Linked DNA regions of Homo sapiens: all the other regions are linked to region 2. Evidence: chromatin contacts called from ENCODE Hi-C or POLR2A ChIA-PET data. All regions are on one chromosome and are shown on one strand. Each heading gives the region's core, a stretch centred on a gene start or an enhancer-like site at or near the end of the contact. The rest is flanking DNA. Distances are from core to core; before and after follow the strand shown.

The links. Hi-C counts contacts between places; a loop is a spot of excess contacts on that map. ChIA-PET counts read pairs that join two places held with the same protein, here RNA polymerase II (POLR2A). Pooled maps may share reads with other maps.
Region 1: a map of B cell shows a loop between it and region 2 (16-fold over the local background). The contact joins the promoter of ZCCHC4 here to the promoter of TBC1D19 in region 2. A Hi-C loop is called at or near these places in 4 of 168 maps with a recorded cell type or tissue (B cell, CD4-positive, alpha-beta T cell, CD8-positive, alpha-beta T cell and 1 more), 1 of 37 single-sample maps with no recorded cell type and 10 of 50 pooled maps. POLR2A ChIA-PET finds 5 or more read pairs at or near these places in 1 of 52 experiments (CD4-positive, alpha-beta memory T cell).
Region 3: a loop to region 2 is called in a map of CD8-positive, alpha-beta T cell, with 9 times the contacts of the local background. The contact joins the promoter of PI4K2B here to the promoter of TBC1D19 in region 2. A Hi-C loop is called at or near these places in 5 of 168 maps with a recorded cell type or tissue (CD4-positive, alpha-beta memory T cell, CD8-positive, alpha-beta T cell and naive thymus-derived CD4-positive, alpha-beta T cell) and 8 of 50 pooled maps.

What each region holds. Positions count from the first base shown.
Region 1 is chr4:25,310,809-25,315,111 of GRCh38, reverse strand. ZCCHC4 (zinc finger CCHC-type containing 4) reads right to left here and starts at 2,338. Exons shown (of 13, transcript NM_024936.3): 1 at 2,176-2,338; 2 at 948-1,066. The coding sequence starts at 2,302. RefSeq lists enhancers at 2,220-2,279, 1,808-2,684, 4,272-4,303 and silencers at 2,278-2,482, 2,490-2,559.
Region 2 is chr4:26,581,875-26,586,278 of GRCh38, reverse strand. It overlaps TBC1D19 (TBC1 domain family member 19), which reads right to left and starts at 2,195. Exons shown (of 21, transcript NM_018317.4): 1 at 1,987-2,195. The coding sequence starts at 2,085. RefSeq lists an enhancer at 1,878-1,967.
Region 3 is chr4:25,232,767-25,236,715 of GRCh38, reverse strand. PI4K2B (phosphatidylinositol 4-kinase type 2 beta) reads right to left here and starts at 2,683. Exons shown (of 10, transcript NM_018323.4): 1 at 2,285-2,683. The coding sequence starts at 2,552. It overlaps LOC105374535 (a long non-coding RNA gene), which reads left to right and starts at 2,851. Exons shown (of 4, transcript XR_925490.3): 1 at 2,851-2,927. RefSeq lists enhancers at 1,794-1,923, 1,856-2,355, 2,356-2,857 and silencers at 2,144-2,203, 2,244-2,483, 2,584-2,893.

The sequences.
Region 1 (4,303 bases), core at 1,089-3,588, 1.3 Mb after region 2:
ATATGTTCACTGTAGCATCATCCACAATAGCAAAAAGGTGGACACAAACCAAGTATTCACCTTAATGGGTCTGCAGAAGAGTGGTATATAATACTGTTTTACCATAAACCTAACAAAACTGAAAATTCTCTGGTCAAAGTTTTCAGAAACTTCAACTGGAGCCGAGTTCAAGAGGATACCAAGCTCATGACTATATCTCTAAGTGCCTTCATTGGTCATCTAATAGCTGTATAAGGGATGTTCAATGCAAATGTTCAAAAAAAGTGTTTTTTAACACTTTCTGGAATGATCATGATTTCTCTTTAGTGAGCAATCTGTATCTGCCAACGGTGCTATCGACTGAATGTTTGTGCCCCCTAAAATTCGTATGTTGAAGCCTTAACCCCAATGTGATGGTATTTAAATGAGGCGCCTTTGAGAGGTAATTACGTCAAGAGGGTAGAGCCCTCAGGAATGAGATTAGTGTCCTTCTAAGACAGACAGTGCTTGCTTCCTCTCTCTGGGAAATGAGGATATAAAGAAAGGATGACCCTCTGCAAATCAGGAAGAGGACAGGACCTACACCAGACACTAGATCTGCCAGCATCTTGATCCTGGACTTCCCAGTCTCCAGAACTGTAAGAAACAGATGTCTGTCGTTTAAGCCACACAGCCTATGGTACTTCTGTTACAGAAGCCCAAGCTAACACACAGAAGATCAGCCCCACCCAATATTACCACCTCAGAGAGTCTTATGGGGAAATAAGACTTTGAGACAGTAGTTTAAGATATCAGTAATCAGAGTAAACATGAACTCATTTTCTGAACCAACAAACATAGTATCTCCATCTCTCTTAAGAGATTTATCTTGTATGTTCAGACCGCATATTTTTATTGGTTTACACGTTCTCAACAAAATTGTCACACATACCAAAAATAAAAAATAAATATCCAAAAAGTTGATATACCTTTTCATCTTCCCACTGAAAAAAATTACAGTCTTTTCTATCTCTACAGGCTGAACAGGCATAAAACCTCCGAGTTTCTTCTTTCCCTTGGGTCACCTTTACAAACAGAAGAGTGGGTCCTAGTTCCAGAATAGAAAAAAAAAAAAAAAGTGTCAAGTAATGGTCATCTACGTCAAGTTCTTAGTTTTCGCTGCCCTTAAATAAAATTTGTTTGAGCTTTAGGCACAATTTATCATAATTAAATCCATCTCTTTGGTTGGTTGTTTTTTGTTTTGTTAGGGTTTTTTGTTTTGTTTTCTTGAGACAGGGTCTCCCTCTGTCGCCCAGGCTGAAGCGCACTGGCACAATCATGGCTCACTGAGATCCTGCTTCCTAGCCTCAAGCGATTCTCCCGCCTCAGCATCCCGAGTAGCTGGGACTACAGTTGCGTGTCCCCAGCTGTTTTTCTTTTTTTGTAGACGGAGTGTCATCATTTTTGCCCGGGCTAGTCTCAAACTCCTGGGCTCAAGCGATCAGCCCGCCTCGGCCCCCCAAGTGCTGGAACTACAGGTGCACGCCACCACGCCGGCTTCTCTGTGTTTAATGAATGTTTCTTTTCTCTCTGTTACAACATTCCGGCAGTGACTACTTATAAATAATTTTTGAAAACCGGTCTCTTCAGAAAGAAAATGCTATTGTCGGTACAGTTGCTGTCTACGTTGTGAATATTACAAACCTGAGACTAAAACAAGGAAGGGACTCAGAGAATTGAGGACTTTGACATCTCTTGCGCGGTTACCCTTGCAGTGAAAACCTGAGCTTTGAGCTGGAAACGCCCACTTTCTGTAAGTTAGAGAAAAACTGAGTCTAGTTCGCAGGCAAGAATTACACTGTTTTTCTCCCTAATTTTTTATTTTTGAAGGGAGAGCAAATCAACAAATGAAATCCCCAAGTACTTGTCAACGAGAACTATTCAATACCATGCATTCTTCTCTTTGCCTACTTTTCTGCCCCTTCCCCCCAAAAGAGATGAAATAGTCCTGGAGCCAAAACCACAAGAGTGGAGACTTGCTCTGAATGTTTCTCAAGTAAGTTGAAAAACACCGCGTTCCGAGGAAGGAGTATTTTCTAGGCAGCACACTGGTGAGGGAAAGAGGCGGGTAAAAATACAGGAGCCCCAAAAGCCACTTCCAAGCCAACTCACACCCTCAGCGCCCGGCAGTTAGGCTGAGCCCAGACTCTGACCCACCGTGAGGGCACAGCGGGGCGGGGACGGCAGGATCCAAAGGAAGCACCACCTCCATTCCCGAGCTTCCCCGGCACCCTGCGCTGCCCTCTGCCTCCACGGCTTCAAACCCATTCCTGGAGGCCGCCATCTTCCCGCCGCCGTCCCGAAAGCCTCAGTACGAAACAAGAATGCTGAGAAAGAGCGCCCCCGCGACCCAAAGCGACCCACAGCGCCCCCAGGCGCTTAGGAGGAGCTTGGGCGGGGGCTGCCGCGGCGGAGGCCACGCCCCGAAACGCAGTCCCCGCCCACCTGGGGGCTGCACCTAAGCGGCCCCTAGCGGTGGGGCTCGCAGGTCACTTGCGGGACCTGTGCCATGAGCTCAGCGCATGAAGCACCCTCCTTTCTTAAGAATATAGCCAGGAAGTGAGATGATTCGAACAAAGACTTGGTTGTATTGTAGGTCCAAAAGGCAGCATTACCACCTCTGCCAAATAGCTGAAATGGCTGCAGCAGCTGTGATTTAAGGATCATTCTTTGTTTTTCAAAGTCACAGTCACTGCATCATCCTCTGTAACTTTTGGACAATGCTGAAAGTTGCACATCATAGTTGCATACTCATTGACATTTATACATAAGAAAGAAAGAAAACCGTCCTGATTTGCAGATGACATGATTGTCCACATTTTAAAAATCCGAAAGAATCTATCAGGAAAACACCTCCGGTTTAAACTGAGTTCAGCAAGGTTGCAGGATATGAGATAAACACACAAACATCAACTGGATTTCTAAATACTAGCAATGATCACAAGAACACTAAAAAATAGAATACCACTTACAATCACTCAAATAAATGAAATAGGTGTAAATCTAACGAAATATGTACAGAGCTTTATGTATGCTAAAAACTCCAAAATGCTTGATTAAAAAAAATCAAGGCTGAGTGCAGTGGCTCACACCTGTAATCCCAGCACTTTGGGGGGCCAAGGAGGGAGGATTGCTTGAATCCAGGAGTTCGAAACCAGCCCGGGCAACAAAGCGAGACGACATCTCTAAAATAAATAAGCAATTTTTAAAGTTTTTTAAAAATCAAAGAATAGCCGGGCACGGTGGCTCACGCCTATAATCCCAGAATTTTGGGAGGCCAAGGCAGGTGGATCACAAGGTCAGGAGATCGAGACCATCCTGGCTAACACCGTGAAACCCCGTCTCTACTAAAAATACTAAAAATACAAAAACAAAAAAATTAGCCAGGCGTGGTGGCGGGCACCTGTAGTCCCAGCTACTCGGGAGGCTGAGGCAGGAGAATGGCGTGAACCCGGAAGGCGGAGCTTGCAGTGAGCCGAGATTGTGCCACTGCACTCCAGCCTGGGTGACAGAGTGAGACTCCGTCTTAAAAAAAAAAAAAAAAAATCAAAGAATAAACAAATGCAGAAACATACTGCATTCATAAATCAGAAGACTCAACATAGTAAAGATATCAGTTCTCCCCAGGTTTAATGCTTATACAGGTGTAGCACAATTGCTATGAAAATCCCAGCCAGATTCTTTTTGTACATTTAGACAATATTCTGAAATTTATATGGAAAGGCAAGGGAACTAAAATAGCTAAAACAATTTTGGAAAAAGAATAATGAAGTGGGAGGAATCAGCCTACTCAATTTCAAGTCTTATAGTGCAGTAATCAAGACGCAGCCACATGTCTATGGTTGTAGACGAAATAGTCTCTTATGTTATTTAAAGAACCATTGGGGCATGTGCCTAGTTAACTTCACACATTGAGTGCTATGGTTTATTACTGTAAAAACATGGCTGTTTTTCTTTCACATTTCATGTAATGGTTTTACTCAAATTCTCCATCTGCACCAGTAGCATCTGTATCTTTGATGTACCAGTGTCCCCTTTTTCAAGTTGTCCAGAACACTTTTTCAGTGTATATTATCTGCACATGTCTGGTCTTTTGAGATAGGAAACTTTCTACAGCTATGATGATGATACTCTCGGACACTATCTCAAGACCTAACTAGCTGGGCACACATTCTCAGGACCCCTTGAGACAGTGCCCTAGGCAGAATAAAAACTAAAAGACCTAACTACCTACTCACATGAACTCTAGCACTTTTATTTACAAATTTGTTTTAGATGTACAAAT
Region 2 (4,404 bases), core at 946-3,445:
TGATTTTCGACAAAGGTGCCAAGGAAATTAGCAGAGAAAGGATAGGTTTTTCAGCAAATCAGTAATGGAAATACTGGATATCCATATGCAAAAAAAAAAAAAAAAAAGCTTACCTTGCACCATATACAATAATTAACTCAAATGGATCACAAAATGGATCACACTTCTACATTTAGGATCACAGACCTAAATGTAGAAGCTAAAACTATAAAACTTCTAGAACAAACAAACATAGTAGAAACTTTTTTAAGACCTTGAGTTAGGCAAACACTTTTAGGTAGGGAACAAAAAGCACAAATCATAAAACAATTGATAAAAATTTATGTCACCAAAATTAAGCATTTTTCTCTTTCAAAGACCCAGTTGAGAAAATGAAAAGATAATCCACAGACTGGGCAGGGTGTGGTGGCTCACGTCTGTAATCCCAGCACTTTGGGAGCCTGAGGCAGGCAGATCACTTGAGATCAGGAGTTCAAGACCAGCCTGGCCAACATGGTGAAACCCCATCTCTACTGGAAACATAAAAAATTAGCTGGGCATGGTGGTGGATGCCTGTAATCCCAGCTATTCAGGAGGCGAAGGCGGGAGGATCACTTGAACCTGGGAGGCAGAGGTTGTAGTGAGCCGAGATCACACCACTGCACTCCAGCCAGGGTGACAGAGGAAGACTCCGTCTCAAAAAAAAAAGATAATCCACAGACTGGGAGAAAATATTTGCAAGACGCACATCTGATAAAGACTTACATCATATAGAAAGAATCCTTACAACTCAACAATAAGAAGACAACACTATTTTTTTTTTAATGGGCAGAAGATTTGAAGACTACCTCACCAAAAAAGATATAAGCACATAAGAAAATGCTTAATATCATTAGTCATTAGGGAAATGCAATAAAAGCTACAATAAGATACTATTACACTTCTACTAGAGAAGTATAATTAATTAATAAAAATAAATAAAAGACTGGCAGCATCAAGCGCTATCAAGGACGCAAAACAATTGGAACTCTCAGAATTGCTTGTGGGAATGGAAAATGATACAGCCACTTTGGAAAAGTGTGACAGTTTCTCATAGAATGAAACATTACACTTACCATACAAGTCAGCAATTCCAATCCTAGGTATTTATCCAAGAAAAAAAGAAACAAATATCCAAGCAAAATCGTATACTAGAATGTATATATCAGCTTTACTTATAATCTCTAAAACCAGAAAGCAACCCAATGCCCTTCACACAATGATGAATAAACAAGCCATTGTACATTCAAACACTGAAATATTACTCAGCAATAAAAAGGAACAGAACTACTGAAATATCAACAAAATGGATGAATCTCAAAAGCACTGTGTTAATGCCAGAAAGCAGGCACAAAATGTACAAACTGTATGATTTCATTTATATGAGTCACAAAAAGGCAAGGATCTCAATCAATCTGTGCATCCTCAGTGCCTAGCATGTTATAAAATATCCAATAAATGCTAGGTGGTGGACGGATAGACGAGGAATAATTGCAGGGAGGGTAAACTGCAAGAAAGTGATACATTGACGAGAAAGCAGAAAGGTACTTGGGGGCCCAAGTCCACCCACAGGACGGAAAAAGTGAGGGAAGGCATGGTCCAAGCTACCTTCAGTGAGTCCAGCAGCTTAAAAAATTAGACCCTGTAAATGACTACAGGAATAGATAAATGAGTAAGCGTTTCTCTGGTCTGAAAAAAAGGTGTGATGCGCCCCACCCTTCTTTAAAAATCTATTAACCACGCCTGGGGCTGAGGCAGCACAGCTTGCACCGGACAGGGAGGTGGGGTTTTTTTGTTTTGTTTTGTTTTTGTTTTTGTTTTTGTTTTTGTTTTTGTCTGTTTGTTTTTTGAGCACCAGAGCGGAGCTGGAGAGGTCAGAGGCGAGCTCTGGCTTGGGTGAGGAGGGTGAAGAAGAGACATCGCCGCGGCCCCGCCCGTCTGCATCCCTTCCCACTCGGCCTCACTTACCCAGGCCTGCCGTTCCAGCTGAGAGTACAAATTGGAGCCCTTGAGCTTTTGGACTATCTGGGCAATAATGAGAGAGAGGTCCGACTCCTCCTGCAACATTTCCCCTGCCCTAGCCCGCCAAGCCGCGGGGACAGGCCGCCGGCGCGGAGCGAACGGGCTACCGGGTCCCACTCAGGGCCAGTGACACTTCTCCGGGACCTTATTACACTGGGACTCCTCCAGCGGGCGTTACCAGGCAACTGCCGAGCCTTGTGTCCGTCCCTCTCTGGTCCCCTCAGCGCCTGAAGGCCACAGCATCTGCGTTCCGCCGGCGGAAAAAGACCGGGGCGGGGAGGACGCTTTTCACACCGTTGTTCCTGCCTTGTCTATGGTTGAAAGGCAAGAAAGCTCATTCTTTCAGAGCCACAGCGCCTCTGATGCACAAGGGGGACACGGAGAATTGTGCGTTTTACTATATAAAGGATCATTCTCTTCCACCTCTCAATTTCTGCAGAAACAGGACTGTGGCACGCAATGATACTGCGAATTACAACCACGAATTGTTAGGCTCTGACACTACCTGCGTAAACGTGTTACAGTTTCCGCCTCTGTAAAATAACACCCAGTTTGCAGGATGTTGTGATGATTAGCTGAGGTAAAAATCGTGAAGGTGCCTAGCACTGTACCATAGCACTCCATTTTACTTCATTTTCTCTCGTTTCTATTCTCTAGAGTCTTATACCAGGAATAAGTAGACAATCTCGTCTCATCTAACAACTACAAATTAACCAACAGGCATTATTTGTAGGTTTTCTGCAAAGCATTAGCAATTCAAGGATGAATAAGACATTGTCCAAGTCTTCCAGGAATTTACCGTCTAGATTCATCCTCTTCCGTATATTCATTCATTCAAGCATTTATTCATAATTCATTCAGCTTTCAACTTATTGAACATTTACATAAAAGGAACTGTGTGGGCACAAAGGTTTAATAAAATATGGTTCTTGCCTTCAAGGAAATGCACAAAAGATTTTTAGCAGAACTAAAAGTAACTGACTTAAATTATTGAATGACATCCCCAAAGGCCAACGGCACCTCCCTTCCCCCCCCAAAAAAGGCCTAGTGAAAAATACATTAGAATAACCTCACAAAAATAATCAAAATTGAGTTCAAATGTGTATATGCATATTTTAAGCAAAGCAGAAGTAGGATTTTAAGAAAACAAACCAAGATTGCTGCAAAAGCTACTCTAGACTAACTAGAAACAAAGAGATCTCATTCAATCAAATGTAGATTCTAATTCAATAGGACTCTGGTGAGAACTGGTAAACCGCATTTCTGACAAGTCCAAGAAATTATGATGCCGATGGTCCAAAGACTACATTCTGAATAGCAAAGGACTAAAGCAGGAAATAATATGAATTCAAAGGGACTGGACCCGGGCCTCTATGCACAGCACTCTGACATTTATAACACCACCATCCAGAATACTGGGATGATAAGTACAAATTCTAAATAATTTGGTAAAGTTGGTTTATCAAACCAAGTTTAGAAAGAGGCAGCCAGGAAAGAAACAAAGCACTTAAAGGCAATTAATGACAGACTCTCTAAAGTGCAGTTTCTCTACAAAACATTCTCTCACAACTCAGAATTTCTCAAAGCTGCAGATAAGTAGATATTGTCAACTCTTTATAGTCCTTCCATCTCAACTGTCCACCCATCCATGAATTCCCACCACAAACCTCACTTTGAACAGAGAGAAAGAAGAGGCAGAGAGAGGAGAGAGAGCACTACCATAACAGTCCCTTTGAGATTGAAAGAAGTGGAGTGATTAGCTGCCAAAGAGATAAAGATGCTTCAGCTGAAAAGATTAGTAGAGCGTTGAAGGGAAGGATGAAGCTGTAGAGCAGAAGAAAAGGCATAGATAGTGCCTGGAGTCAGAAAACATTCTGGCTTCCTTCCTAGTATGTACCCTGGGAATTGCATGAGTCTCTTTCCCTATCAGTTTCATTTTCTTCTCTGTATCAAGAGTGTAAAATATCCAACTAAGGAGACAGTATGAGGAACAAATGTACCAAGTATTAGACTATTAATATATATTAATAAATTAAATATTGAAACTGTGATAATTAAATAAAAATAATGCCCAGTACTATTGACAAGGGAATGGAAAGTAACTAAATAAACATAGCAACATATGTGAAAGTGCCCAGAACTATTCCTTGCACAGATGGAGACTTAAATAATTTTGTTAAAGAAGAGAACAATTATAAGCTTAAAGCAACAATTACGAAGTTTGGCTCTAATTCGGAAAGCATGTCCAAGCAAAAAAAAAAAAAGTCCCTTAATCCTAATATCTTTAAATTGTTTTTTACATACATAGAAGCAGATGTGTCGGAGTATAATTTAATTACAGAATGGTCTTTGTTCTCTATTTCC
Region 3 (3,949 bases), core at 1,434-3,933, 1.4 Mb after region 2:
ATTTATTACTTCCTGGATATTTGACTTCGGGCAAACCATTTACCTCTGAAGACCTGAGCTACCAGTCATTACCAGTTTATTAATTCTGAATCCTCATAATGAGAATAATGGCGAATAACAACTAACTTGCTGTGCTGTTGTGAAAATAATTAATTTTTTTTTTGAGACAAAGTCTCACTCTGTCACCCAGGCTGGAGTGCAGTGGAGCCATCTCTGCTCACTGCAACCTACACCTCTCGGGTTCAGAAGCGATTCTCCTGCCTCAGCCTCCCAAGTAGCTGGAATTGCAGGCGCCCGCCACCATGCCTGGCTAATTTTTCTATTTTTAGTAGAGGCAGGGTTTCACCATGTTGGCCAGGCTGGTCTGAAAACTCCTGACCTCAAATGATCCACCCACCTAGGCCTTCCAAAATGCTGGGATTACAGGCATGAGCCATGGCACCCAACAGAGAATAAAATTTATTTATTTATTTATTTATTTATTTATTTATTTATTTATTTATTTATTTTTGAGACAGAGTCTTGCTCTGTCTCAAGACAGAACCAGGCTGGAGTGCAGTGGAGAATAAAATATTTTTTTAAAAAAGATCTTAGCAAATTGTAAACTGTGATACAGGTAAGATATTACCTTTAAAAAAGGTAGGAATTCTAAGAATCCATTTGTATTCTAACACTATACTCTATCCTCACTTTGAATTTTTGTTGTTGTTGTTGTTTATTTTTTATAGAGATGGGGATCTCGCTATGTTGCCCAGGTGGGTCTCGAACTTCCAGCCTCAAGCTATTCTCCTGCCTAGACCTCCCAAAATGCTGGGATGGGATTACAGGCCTGCCATCTCGTTGACCTCTCGCTTTGATTTTTTTCTAGCCTTAATACTGTTTGTTTATAAAACACCTCACTTTCACAGAACAAGTGCATTTTGAAGGCTTTAGGCTCTTTTAAAAACCCAGGTACACAAGGTAGCTTACACAAGGTAAGGGACAGAAAAAGGCAAGCTAGCTATTTTACAGACTAAATTCTAAGTAACATATACCCAAATTGCCAATGTAGCTAGGCAAATGCAGACCCGTTTGTGATCTGGTTTCAGCTTCACGTTGTTTGGTTAAACGTCAATGCATCCATCAGGTAACATTATAACGGGAGCAGACGTTGGTTAAAGCTTAAACAATCAGACAAACTGCTCCCCTTGGGATTCTCTGATTTATTTACTCTAGAATATGCCTGAATGTAGCCTCTAGCTAGAACTTGAGTGACCGATTCTATCCAAAATTCTTTAAACTGTAAAGGACACATTAGTGTACCACTAACAGTACATTTAAAATCTAACAATTCCAAAAAAAACTAAGCAGTGTTAAAGAAACTTCCATTTTCTGTGGTTTTTAAGTTGTCATGTGTGAAGCGATAAACCAACCGGGTGCACAACATCTCATTTAATCCATCCTCACAACCAGCAGGGAGGTGTACCATCGCCTTTTTACAAACAAGTCTGTCTCACCTCTAGCTGAGAGTCTTACAAGTCTCTTGCTATTTCCATCACATTTGTCTAACTCCATTCAACACGCCAGAAAAACTCACTTTATTAATAAATATCCAGGCCTGCACAGCATACCTAAATTTAACCTTCAACATCATTTCAACTGCCCTGTTTCGCCTGAGGTTATCAGTCCGCTTAATAGCGAAAAGAGGTTTTTCGTTTTGGTTTTCTTATGTATTAGAAGTAAATCAAGAAAGAGAAACTAAACTGTAAGAGGGCAGGAACAGACTTTCAACTGCTTTTGCCCCCTGTGGCTAACTTCATAATAACAACATTTAATAGAAAAAGGTTTTGAAACGTGCCCCAGTGGCAACTGGATATTCTGGCTGTCCATCTCTCTCCTGTCATCCACTTTGCAAATTCACCACTCCGGGAACTTTCCTGAGAGTTCAAGGTTCTTAATTCAAAAGTCAAGTCCAAACTTGAGCAAGGACTTACGTCATTTTACAGCGTTAACCTCTCCCCAGTGTCGGTTTCTAGAAGTTTTGACTCACTTTGCGGGGAGGTCTAAAGAATCGGTTTAATGACAACCACTGGCCTTAGGAGAGGGAGCTCCCGGAGAAAGAGCGAGCAAGCTAGGTGCCCGCGGTGCGGCTGCGGCTGGCGCCGGTCCGAGCTCGGGAGCTGCTGCCCAGCGAGCGGGGAAAGCCCGTCCACCTCGGCCAGCGCGCGCGGGAGACAGGACCGAGCCGGGCGACAGGGGCAGCCGCCCGGAGGGGCGCGGGGAGTGGGGCAGGGCCGGGTCGCACCTGAAACCGCGGGGCGGCTCCGGTCCAGCTCGGCGGACGAACTCCGGGAGACCCCCACGTCCCCGGGCGGGAGGGGCAGCTCCTCGTCGCCGGCCTCGCCCTCCTCCCCGGCAGCGTCCAGCAGCCTCACGGCGCTGCCTGGGGCGCCTCTCCGCGGGTGGGCCCAGGCGATCCGCGGTAGCAGCGGCTCCCGCTCCCCATCCTCCTCCTCCTCCGGGCTCCCGCCGTCCGCGGACGCCAACCGGTCGGGCTCGGAGGGATCCTCCATGGACTCCCTCTGCTCCCTCCGCGCTGAGACCAGATCAGAGCAGCCAGGTGCCAGAGACTGGGCTCTGCATGGCGCGGAACGGGAGCGACCGGGTAGAACGGACGCCACCTCACCAGCGCACGGGCACGCTTGGCGCCCGCCCAGCGGTTGTCCCGCCTCGCCGCCGGCCGCGCCCCACCTCGCGCCTCCGCCAGGCACCACCCCCGCGCCTGCGCAGAAGGGTCGTGGCGGCGGCGGCGGCGGCAGCGGGGCACGTGGGAGTGAACAGGGGGCGGGGCTTTTGAGGGGTCAGGTGGGGTGGGGCCGCCACCTGCTTCCGTGAGCGCGGGGAGAAGCTGGGCACAGCTCGCTTTACTCCCAGTGGAGGGCGGGAAGGTGAGTAATTTTCAAAGAGGTGCCCTCCTGCAACCAAAAGCGGCTTCTCCCTGACAGAATTCTCTCTCAGAGTTTACCATAATCTGTAACTATAGATTTAATTGTATGACATTTCTTTCCTCCAGTAGACGTCCAGGAGGGCAGGGACCTTGTCTTTGTTCAGATATTCTTGATAGTGGCAGTTTGTATGTTTTCTTTTTCTGACTAATCTAGCTAGAAGTTTATCAATTTTTAAATCTTTTCAAAATGTCATGTTTTGGTTCCATTGATTTTCTGTTTTCTGGTCCATTGCCTTATTTTGCTCTTTATTGCTCACTTGAGTTTTGATTTCCTCTTCTTTTTCTAGTTGCTTAGAGTAGAAGATGATTGATTCTGGATCTTTCTGCTTTTCCAATGCTAGTATTTTAAGGCTATAAATTGCCCTCTAAGCACTGCTTTAGCTGAATTCTCCTTTTTTTTTTTCTTGGTGGTTGTTATTTTTGAGACAGGGTCTCACTTTGTTATCCAGGCTGGAGTGCAGTGACACAATCATAGCTCACTGCAGTCTCAACCTCCTAAGCTCAAGGGATCTTCTCAGCTTTAAACTGTAGAAGACACAGTAGCTGGAACTGCAGGTGTGCACGACCACATCCTGTTAATTTTTAAATTTAAATTTTTTGTAGAGATGGGATCTCACTGTTGCCCAGATTGGTCTTGAGCTCCTGGTCTCAAGCAGTCGTCCTGCTTCAGCATCCCAAAATTCTGGGATTACAAGCATAAGCCACCTTGCCTGGCCTGCTACTGTGCTTTTGTTTTCCTTCAGCTGAAAATAGTTTTTAATTTCCTTTATGATTTCCTCTTTGACCCTGTAAAGGAAAATAAAAATCTCAGAACCACCCCCCACCCCCAACTTGTTATGTCAAAGGGAGAGTTAAGCCTGGAGACTGAAGTCACTCAACACTACAATGCTTTTCCCAAATGGATAGCTGTTACTTCCCATAGTTGTATTAAAACTTTATATGTTAGCCAGACCCTCCTCAAAA